Regions from separate parts of the Homo sapiens genome. Here regions 1 and 2 are each linked to region 3. The links are chromatin contacts, found by Hi-C or POLR2A ChIA-PET in ENCODE. All regions are on one chromosome and are shown on one strand. Each heading gives the region's core, a stretch centred on a gene start or an enhancer-like site at or near the end of the contact. The rest is flanking DNA. Distances are from core to core; before and after follow the strand shown.

The links. A loop is a pair of places that touch in the nucleus more often than their neighbours do. ChIA-PET counts read pairs that join two places held with the same protein, here RNA polymerase II (POLR2A). Pooled maps may share reads with other maps.
Region 1: a pooled map shows a loop between it and region 3 (2.4-fold over the local background). The contact joins two enhancer-like sites. A Hi-C loop is called at or near these places in 4 of 50 pooled maps. POLR2A ChIA-PET finds 5 or more read pairs at or near these places in 2 of 52 experiments (activated B cell and activated T-cell).
Region 2: a loop to region 3 is called in a pooled map, with 2.5 times the contacts of the local background. The contact joins two enhancer-like sites. A Hi-C loop is called at or near these places in 3 of 37 single-sample maps with no recorded cell type and 3 of 50 pooled maps. POLR2A ChIA-PET finds 5 or more read pairs at or near these places in 4 of 52 experiments (GM10248, PC-9, activated CD4-positive, alpha-beta T cell and 1 more).

What each region holds. Positions count from the first base shown.
Region 1 is chr6:7,153,140-7,155,853 of GRCh38, forward strand. All of the region lies in intron 1 of RREB1 (ras responsive element binding protein 1), which reads left to right. Among named protein-coding and RNA genes, the nearest start is that of RREB1, 47 kb to the left of the region's middle. Within about 2 kb of position 1,317, at least 5 of the 41 ENCODE cell types and tissues checked have a DNase peak (open chromatin) inside an H3K27ac peak, as active enhancers do.
Region 2 is chr6:7,072,678-7,075,377 of GRCh38, forward strand. No RefSeq gene overlaps it. Among named protein-coding and RNA genes, the nearest start is that of RREB1, 34 kb to the right of the region's middle. RefSeq lists an enhancer at 983-1,222. Within about 2 kb of position 1,259, at least 5 of the 41 ENCODE cell types and tissues checked have a DNase peak (open chromatin) inside an H3K27ac peak, as active enhancers do.
Region 3 is chr6:6,929,296-6,931,995 of GRCh38, forward strand. No RefSeq gene overlaps it. Among named protein-coding and RNA genes, the nearest start is that of LINC03055, 45 kb to the left of the region's middle. Within about 2 kb of position 1,390, at least 3 of the 41 ENCODE cell types and tissues checked have a DNase peak (open chromatin) inside an H3K27ac peak, as active enhancers do.

The DNA.
Region 1 (2,714 bases), core at 67-2,566, 220 kb after region 3:
TTAATGTTTCATTCCACAGTCTGGTAAGTTGTATACTGTTGACAGCTCATTACCTACATGTTAAACTGCAAAATGTTCCTAGATTAGTAGAACTATTATTTTTTTTTAAAAAAAGTAGCTTTGTGGTTAAATTCTGATGCCCTTAAAGAGATCACTTTCTCCTGTTTTGGCAAAACAAGTTATCAGTCCACACGTGATTACATAAATAAAATTGAAACCCTTTACTCTTGCTCCTCCCTACTCAATTAAAGTCAAGGGATTCCAGTAGTGGTATACACACACACACACACACACACACACACACAAATCCTCCAATGTATTTACTTTTCACATTTTTAATACATTTTAGCGGACTGAGCTTTCTAAATTATTAGCAACTAGTACATAATCATGTTGCAGTAAATAATTTTTTTAGTTAGTGAGAAACAGACCGAAAATAGGAGGTTAAAAACAGTTCATCTGTTTTGGTGAATAGAAGTGAATGAGAGTAGGGTAGAAATTCTGGCTGATTTTATAAAATATCTCAGATCTGTTTGATAGGTTGGGCTTAAGACTGATGATGTGGGCATCCTCTTTATAATGAAGTCAGGCTAAGCGAAGCTATGTTGAAGTATCAAACAAAGCCTGAAATCCCAGTGGCTCAACCCATAAAGTGCCGTTGCTTGTTGGTGTAGAATCCTCTGCAGGTCTGGCAGCTCTCTAGTATAGCTCCCTTACAAGTGGTAACCCAGGGATCCAGGCTGCTCTTGTCTTATAGCTACTCTGTCATTACACATGCTTCCAGGTTGCCACCACAAGGAAAGAGCTAGTGGGTTACATACTGACTTTGAAAGGCTGCAGTCTGGAAGTGATGGCTGGTACTTGTGCTCACAGCTCATTGGCCAGGACTAGTCATGTGACCTGCCTGACCACAAAGGTATACGGTTGCCAGGAAATATGGAAGAATATGTGGATATTCTTTGAGCAGTGAGCATCTTTGCTTTATTCTCCTTTTCCATTTCATCTCCATAAGGTTCTCTATGCACATAAACTAGATGAAGCTTAGGCCTGAAGCCTAGAACATAATGACACTTTGGTTCTCAAAGTGTGGTCCCCAGACAAGCAGCATTAGCATCACCTGGGAACTTGTTAGAAACACAGATTCCTAGGCCCCACTCCAGCCCTGCTGAATCAGAAATGTGGAGGTGGGGCCCAGAAATCTGTTATCATAAGCTCTCCAGGTGCATACTAAAGTTTGAAAATGACTGCCCAGTGGGAGTACAATGTTTGTAGCACCTGTTGAACTCATCACTGGGGACGTGAAGGACTAATAGACACTTGCTAATGTGAACGTACAGTATGTGTGCTCAGGTGTGAGCATGTATATGATAATAAAAAGCACTGAGGGATGGTATCATGTGTGCCAGACAGGTTTTAGCACTTTATAGATTTGACTAATCTATTTCTCAGAACAGTCATATGATTTCAGTATTATTATTGTCTCCATCTCACAGATGAGGAAATTGCAGAACTGAGAGGTTCCCTAACTGTCTAAGGGTCAGGCCACTTACCACTGCTGGCAAGTGGTAGAGGCAGGATTTGCGATGTGGTTCCAGAGCCTACTCCTTAACTACCATGCAATTCCGCTTGTTCATCTTTGGGTGGTTACCCACCGGGCCTTAAGGTAGTCTTTTCATTTTTTCTTGAATGGAGACAGTCTGTCAGAGTTCGCAGGAAGTGTGGTGTGCTGGTGACAGTTCACATTCCAAGTTAAGCCCCCTTACCACGAGCTTCATTCGTTGGTGGTTTACGTGTGGGGGGTGCTGGTGACAGTGTTGGTCAATACTAGAGGGGCATGGCTAGGCAGCAGCTGCCCAGTCATTTAAAACTGAACAATAAATAGAACGGGGTTGTTAGGGGCGGAACGAAGGGGCCTAGTGGGAAGTGGTTTCTCAGAGGGAGATAGTTCAGTCGCACTAGAAGAATATTTTCTTCAGTTAACCTATGTGTAATTTTCAGGCTTATGAGAAGAAAGGCCCTGTTCTCATCACCCTCCCTTTTGATTCTTCTTTGGTCTTTTTCCATCATCCATCTGCCTGCCCTGAGATGCTCATCTGAGGCCTGATTCCATCAGGTGGTCTGAAGAAGGTTTCTATGAAGTCTTTATGAGCTGGACTTCAGTTTTGTTTTGTTTGTTTGTTTGTCTGAGACAGAGCTTTGCTCTGTTGCCCAGGCTGGAGTGCAGTGGCACGATCTTGGCTCACTGCAACTTCCGTCTCCCGGGTTTAAGCGATTCTCCTGCCTCACTCAGCCTCCCGAGTGGCTGGGATTATAGGCCTGTGCCACCACACCCAGCTAATTTTCATATTTTTGGTAGAGACAGGGTTTCACCCTGTTGGCCTGGCTAGTCTCGAACTCCTGACCTCAGGTGATTGGCCTGCCTCAGCCTCCCAAGGTGCTGGGATTACAGGCGTGAGCCACAGCATCCGGCCAGGACTTAAGTTTTAATAGAGAAAATGTGTTTTCCCTTCCAAGAAACCTGATAAAATAGTTTCCTCCCCTTGCACTTGGGAAATCCAGATAGAGTTAGATGTGATTTAATCTTTTGAATTTTGAACTGATTGAAAAGGATTTTCCAAGTGACATTAAGAACTTGCATCCTTTTAAATTTTTTAATTATTAACTGCATTTTCTTTCTTCCAGGTGGGTCTATTATTTGTTGTTGTTTAGGTGTC
Region 2 (2,700 bases), core at 9-2,508, 140 kb after region 3:
ACATATGTATTAGTGTATAGTAAATATTCCTACATATCATATAATATATAGGAATATATATAACTTTTAAAATATATTAAAATACCTTAAAACTTTTGATGCTCTTATAAGTGGTATTTTTAAGTGTTTCTGTGTACAGTGTTGTGTTTAGTTAGTATGTTTTAAGAGCTGATTATGACCATCTTTGATAAATACTTAAATACTTGTGTTGCATGAGGTACTGCTTGGAGGCTGGGCACAGTGGCTCATGCTTGTAATCCCAGGACTTTGGGAGGCCGAGGTGGGCAGAACACTTGAGGTCAGGAGTTCGAGACCAGCCTGGCCAATGTGGTGAAACCCCCATCTCTACTAAAAATACAAAAACGAGCCGGGCGTGGTGGTGGACACCTGTAATCCCAGCTACTAAGGAGGCTGAGGCACGAGAATTGCTTGAAGGCAGGAGGTGGAGGTTAAAGTGAGCCGAGATTGTGCCATTGCAATCCAGCCTGGGCGACAAGAGCCAAACTCCGTCTCAAAAAAAAACAAAACAAAACAAAACAAAAAGAGAGAGAGAGAGATACTGCCTGGGACCAGAAATATGGACACTTTTATCTGGCTGATGGCCCATCACGATTACTGCTCTGTTCTCACAGGGTTGAACATTTTACTCACTTTACATGATTTTAAACCACTGTATCCCATTGACTTCTGTTGTTGAAACAGAGGATTTTGGCAGCCTGGTTCATTTTCTCTTGTATATCAGGTTCTTTGGGTTCACTATTTTCTTTTTAATAAGATCATGATATTTCAGTGTTTACCTATAGCTCACCCACCATTTAGGTTTTATTTCCAGTGCTCTCATGCTTCCCTAAATCCTGTACGAAAGATGCTATGTCAGGAGGCACGGTGACTCAGGCCTGTTGTCCTGGCACATAAGAAGGCGAGGTCAGGTGTTTGAGACTAGACTGAGCAACATAGGAAGCTCTCATCTATTAAAAAAACAACAAAAAAACCAAAAACAAAAAAACATGCTATGTCCTTGGCTATTCGAGCCACAGCTTTGTGCATTGACACACATCCAGCATCAGCAAGCTTTTTCTAAATGAGAACAAGCGTCATTCCTTTGTCCATTTGTCAGACTTGTCACATATGTCTCTATGGGATTATAGTTTTTTTAAAAAAAGAAAAGAAAGTAAAGGGGGAAATATCTGTAGGTTCCCCTTGCCTGTGTGTTCCTCTGCTTTCAGCTCTTCAGCACAGGCAGTCTCGGTCACGTGGCCCTGCTCACGCAGGGCCCAGACCCACGCTGCGAAGCTCTGTATGATTGTGTTTTGGGTTGCAGGAGGCAGAAACTCAAAGTGAAACCAATGAAAAAAACCAATGTGTTCTTAATGGTTTTTACCTAAACCATAAATCCCTCTCTTCGAGGGAGAGGGGAATCACCCAAGATTTGGCCCAGTTCCCTCATTAAGTTCCAGGGCTATATTTGTCTGTATTTTTTCTTTTCTTTTCTTTTTTTTTTTTTTTTTTTGTTCATATGTGTGTCAGTTTGGTGACGACCTGTGTCCAACTCACTCAAGGAAGATATTTAAAATGCAGATTCCAGGGCCTGATCTAGACTAAGGGAATAAGACAGTGGGAAGAGGAGGAGGTAGAGAGTTGAGTCTCCTGACTCCCTGGTGGTGCTGACAGTCAAACAGGACTTACTAACAATGATGAAGGTATTATGGGCTCAGATTTTTATCCATCACTACATTATCACTAAATTTTTTTTTTTTTTTGAGACCAAGTCTCACTCTGTTGCCCAGGCTGGAGTGCAGTGGTGTGATCTTGGCTCACTGCAACATCCGCCTCCTGGGCTCAAGCGATTCTCCTGCTTCAGCCTCCCGAGTAGCTGGGACTACAGGCGCACACCACCATGCCCAGCTAATATTTGTATTTTTAGTAGAGACGAGGTTTCACCATGTTGGCCAGGATGGTCTCGATCTCTTGACCTCGTGATCTGCCCACCTCAGCCTCCAAAGTGCCAGGATTACAGGTGAGAGCCACCGTGCCAGGCTTAATTTTTATATTTTTAGTGGACACAGGGTTTCACCATGTTGGCCAGCCTGGCCTCGAACTCCTGACCTCAGGTCATCCACCTGCCTCAGCCTCCCAAAGTGCTGGGATTACAGGCATAAGCCACTGCGCCTGGCCTAATGGAACATTTTTTACCAGGTTTAAAATAAGATATCTAATGCCAGATGCTGTGGCGCACACCTTTAGTCCCAGCTGCTTGGGAGGCTGAGGCAGGAGGTTTGCTTGAGCCCAGGAGTTTGAGACCTGCCTGGGCAACATAGTGAAACCGCATGTCTATATGAATAAAATAAATAAATAAATAAATAAATAAATAAATAAAATAAATGAAATAAGATAGCTAACACTTATTAAGTGCCATGTGTCAGGCAGGCACTTCACATTTAAACCTATGTGTAGGCTACTATTGTTAGTCCCACTTTATAGAAAAGGAAACTGAGGCACATAGAGTTTAAATGCTTTGCCCTGAGTCAAACACCTGAGGCAGAATTGTCATGTTCTTTGACAATCTTCAAAGCAAATTCACGATATTTGTTAATTACAAAATAACGGAGTCTCTGGCACAAATGGGCCCAAAGAGTCTGCTTGGATCATAATCATGCCTTGGTGCTATATTAGGTCCCTTATAAATTATTCATTCTTTTA
Region 3 (2,700 bases), core at 140-2,639:
TTGCCCAAGCGATCTCAAACTCCTGGGCTCAAGCGATCCTCCCACCTCAGCCTCCCAAATTGCTGGGATTACAGGCTTGAGCCTCCATGCTCAGCCTAGTACTCTCTTGGACACAGTTTTAGACTCAATGATAGCCTCCACCACCATCCCCTGCCAGGCCTTGCCCACTTCAAGACAGCATTTCATAACAACTAACATTTAGCACTGCTCAGTACATGCAAGGCATGGGCTAGAAAAGGCCTTGAAAGTCCTTCCGTTCCATTCCGATTCCTCCTATAACCTTTCCACCAAAAACTGACGCAATGCTGCTAGAACATCCCAGAGCCTGGGAAGTCACTCCTCCTGACACTGTCCATCTCACTGCAGAGTGAATGAATGGCTCTGCTGGAAACTCTTCGCTACTGAATCCTTGTTCTTTCCTCCACAGTCATGCAGAACAAGCGTCATTTCTTTCCCATCTGATAGGAATCTGAAGATGACCATCCTATCTCAACAAAGCCTCCTCCTTTCCAGGAGAAATACACCTCCAGGTCTTTACACTTCTGCTCGTGAGACACATCCTCAGGTTCTGTCCCCTGCCTGTTCCTCTTGCCCAAGTCCCTCTTAAGATGTGCTCCCTGGCATCACACACGGCAAACACTTAGAGCACTGACTGTGCCAGCCACTTTCCAAGCCCGTAGCACATATTAACTTATTTAATCCTCATACTAATGCTATATGCTATTGGTACCGTTATGATTTGCATTTTACAGATGAGGAAACTGTGGCAGACGTGGAAAATAACTGGGCCAAGACTAGTACCAGTGGCAGAGATGAGAATCGAGTCCAGGCAATCTGGATGCACTCAGAAGCCCCATGCTGACCCTCAAGCTTGGCAGCCATTGGAATCACCCTGGGGAGTTCTAGAAACTCCCGAGCCTGGGATCCACCCCTAGAGATTCTGATTTGACTGCACCATGTATCATCTGGGCATCTGAACTTTTAAAATCCATCCAGGTGCTTCAAGTGAGCAGTCAAGAATGAGAACGACTGCTCTCTGCTGTCAAGCTAACACATTCCCAGGGCAGTCTGGCTGGGGCAGAGTAGGGTTGCATTAGAGAGGAGTGATGGAAATTTCCAGGCTTCCCTGGAAGAGGCTAATGCAGGGACAGGCTCAGACACGGGTGACAAGAGCCAGCCTTGCAAGAGCGCTAAATAAACAGTGACTCGGGTGGTACGAGTCTAGAGGCTTTCTCAAAAAAGGAAAGTAAGAAAAAGAAGACACAGAATCCTCCCCTTATAGGATACTTGGCTTCAAGGGCTTCCTCTGGAAAGGACTTCCCCTGGTCACAAAGCCCACCTTGGGCACAGAGCCATCGCTTCCTCAGTCAGCAGCTGCCCGTCCAGTACCATCAGCACAGCTTCCTGATCGCCTTCCAAAGGCTAGAGGTGGATGCAGCAGGGGTGCCAGCCCTTCCCATCCCACCCTCTCCTCTTTCCTGGTTCTGTGAATTAGAACAAGAAAGCACAGGGGCCAGTGGCTCCACAGGCTGAGGACAGGGCCTCTCCCATTCCCAATCGAACACAGTCTCCAGCCCTGCCTTCAAAGGGTATCTGAACTTGGGCCATCCCATGGTACCACTCTTCACTTTCCTATCTCTCTGCTGATATTCCCTCTTGAGCCTAAGCTTGGGTTATTGCTGTTTTTTTTTATTTTTTGTTAGTTATTATTTTTAGAGATGGGGGTCTCACTGTGTTGCGCAGGCTGGTCTCAAACTCCTGGCCTTAAGTGATCCTCCCACCTCAGCCTCCCAAAGTGCTAGGATTACTGGCATGAGCCACCATGCCTGGCCAGGGTATTGTTTTTAAAGCACAAGGGTCTTTATCAGTTAAAGAGAAGCCAATCAGATATTCTCTGGTTGTGCTGGAAACTTCTGCATCTTTCAGTTCCTTGAACTCGCTCTCAGCCATCTGGGCCACAGTGTCAGGGCACAGGGTGAGGCTCTGACCTTGAACAGCTCCACGAAGGCTCAGTAGCCCTTTCCTCCTTTTCACCATCCCCCTCTGCCATCCCTGGAAACCCAGACAGCCATGGCAACCTGAGCATGAATAAAAGAGAAACTACCCTCACCCCAAGCCCTATTAATACTTAATGCCAACATCTGAATGCAAATTGACTTCACTTTTGTTTTATTCCCTTTCCTCCGTGCCCCTCTCTGATATAGAATGCCTTTCATGGAAGGCAGCAGCGGTCCTTCTGTTTGCTAGAAATAGGGAGTCAAGGTGGAGGTTCCTAGCACGGAGGAGAGAAGCACAAACAGGACTGCACATGGCTGGGGCAAACCCGGAAGTTCCAAACTGTATTTTTTAGAATCTTTCCAAATGAGAGTGCATCTCAGGGGCATTTCTTCTCTGTAGAGGTCACAGTGACTTGCTCAACCTGTGGGGGGAATTTTGCAAACAAGGATAGAATATTGGTAGCCTGGAAGCTGTGAAAAATAATCTCCTTCTAAACCTGTAAATCCTCTCTTTTTCTACAGCTAAGAAAAGGCAGATGGTTCAGCAGACAGCTTTGTTCCTATCCTGCACAGTCTCTGAACCTGGCGCTTTTCTCGTCTGTGTGGCAAGACTAAGGCACAGAGGGTTTTAAAGGGGGTTCGGGGTATTAAGTTTTAAAAAGAGAGCAAGAAAGGCAAATGTTGATATAAAAATATTTAATTG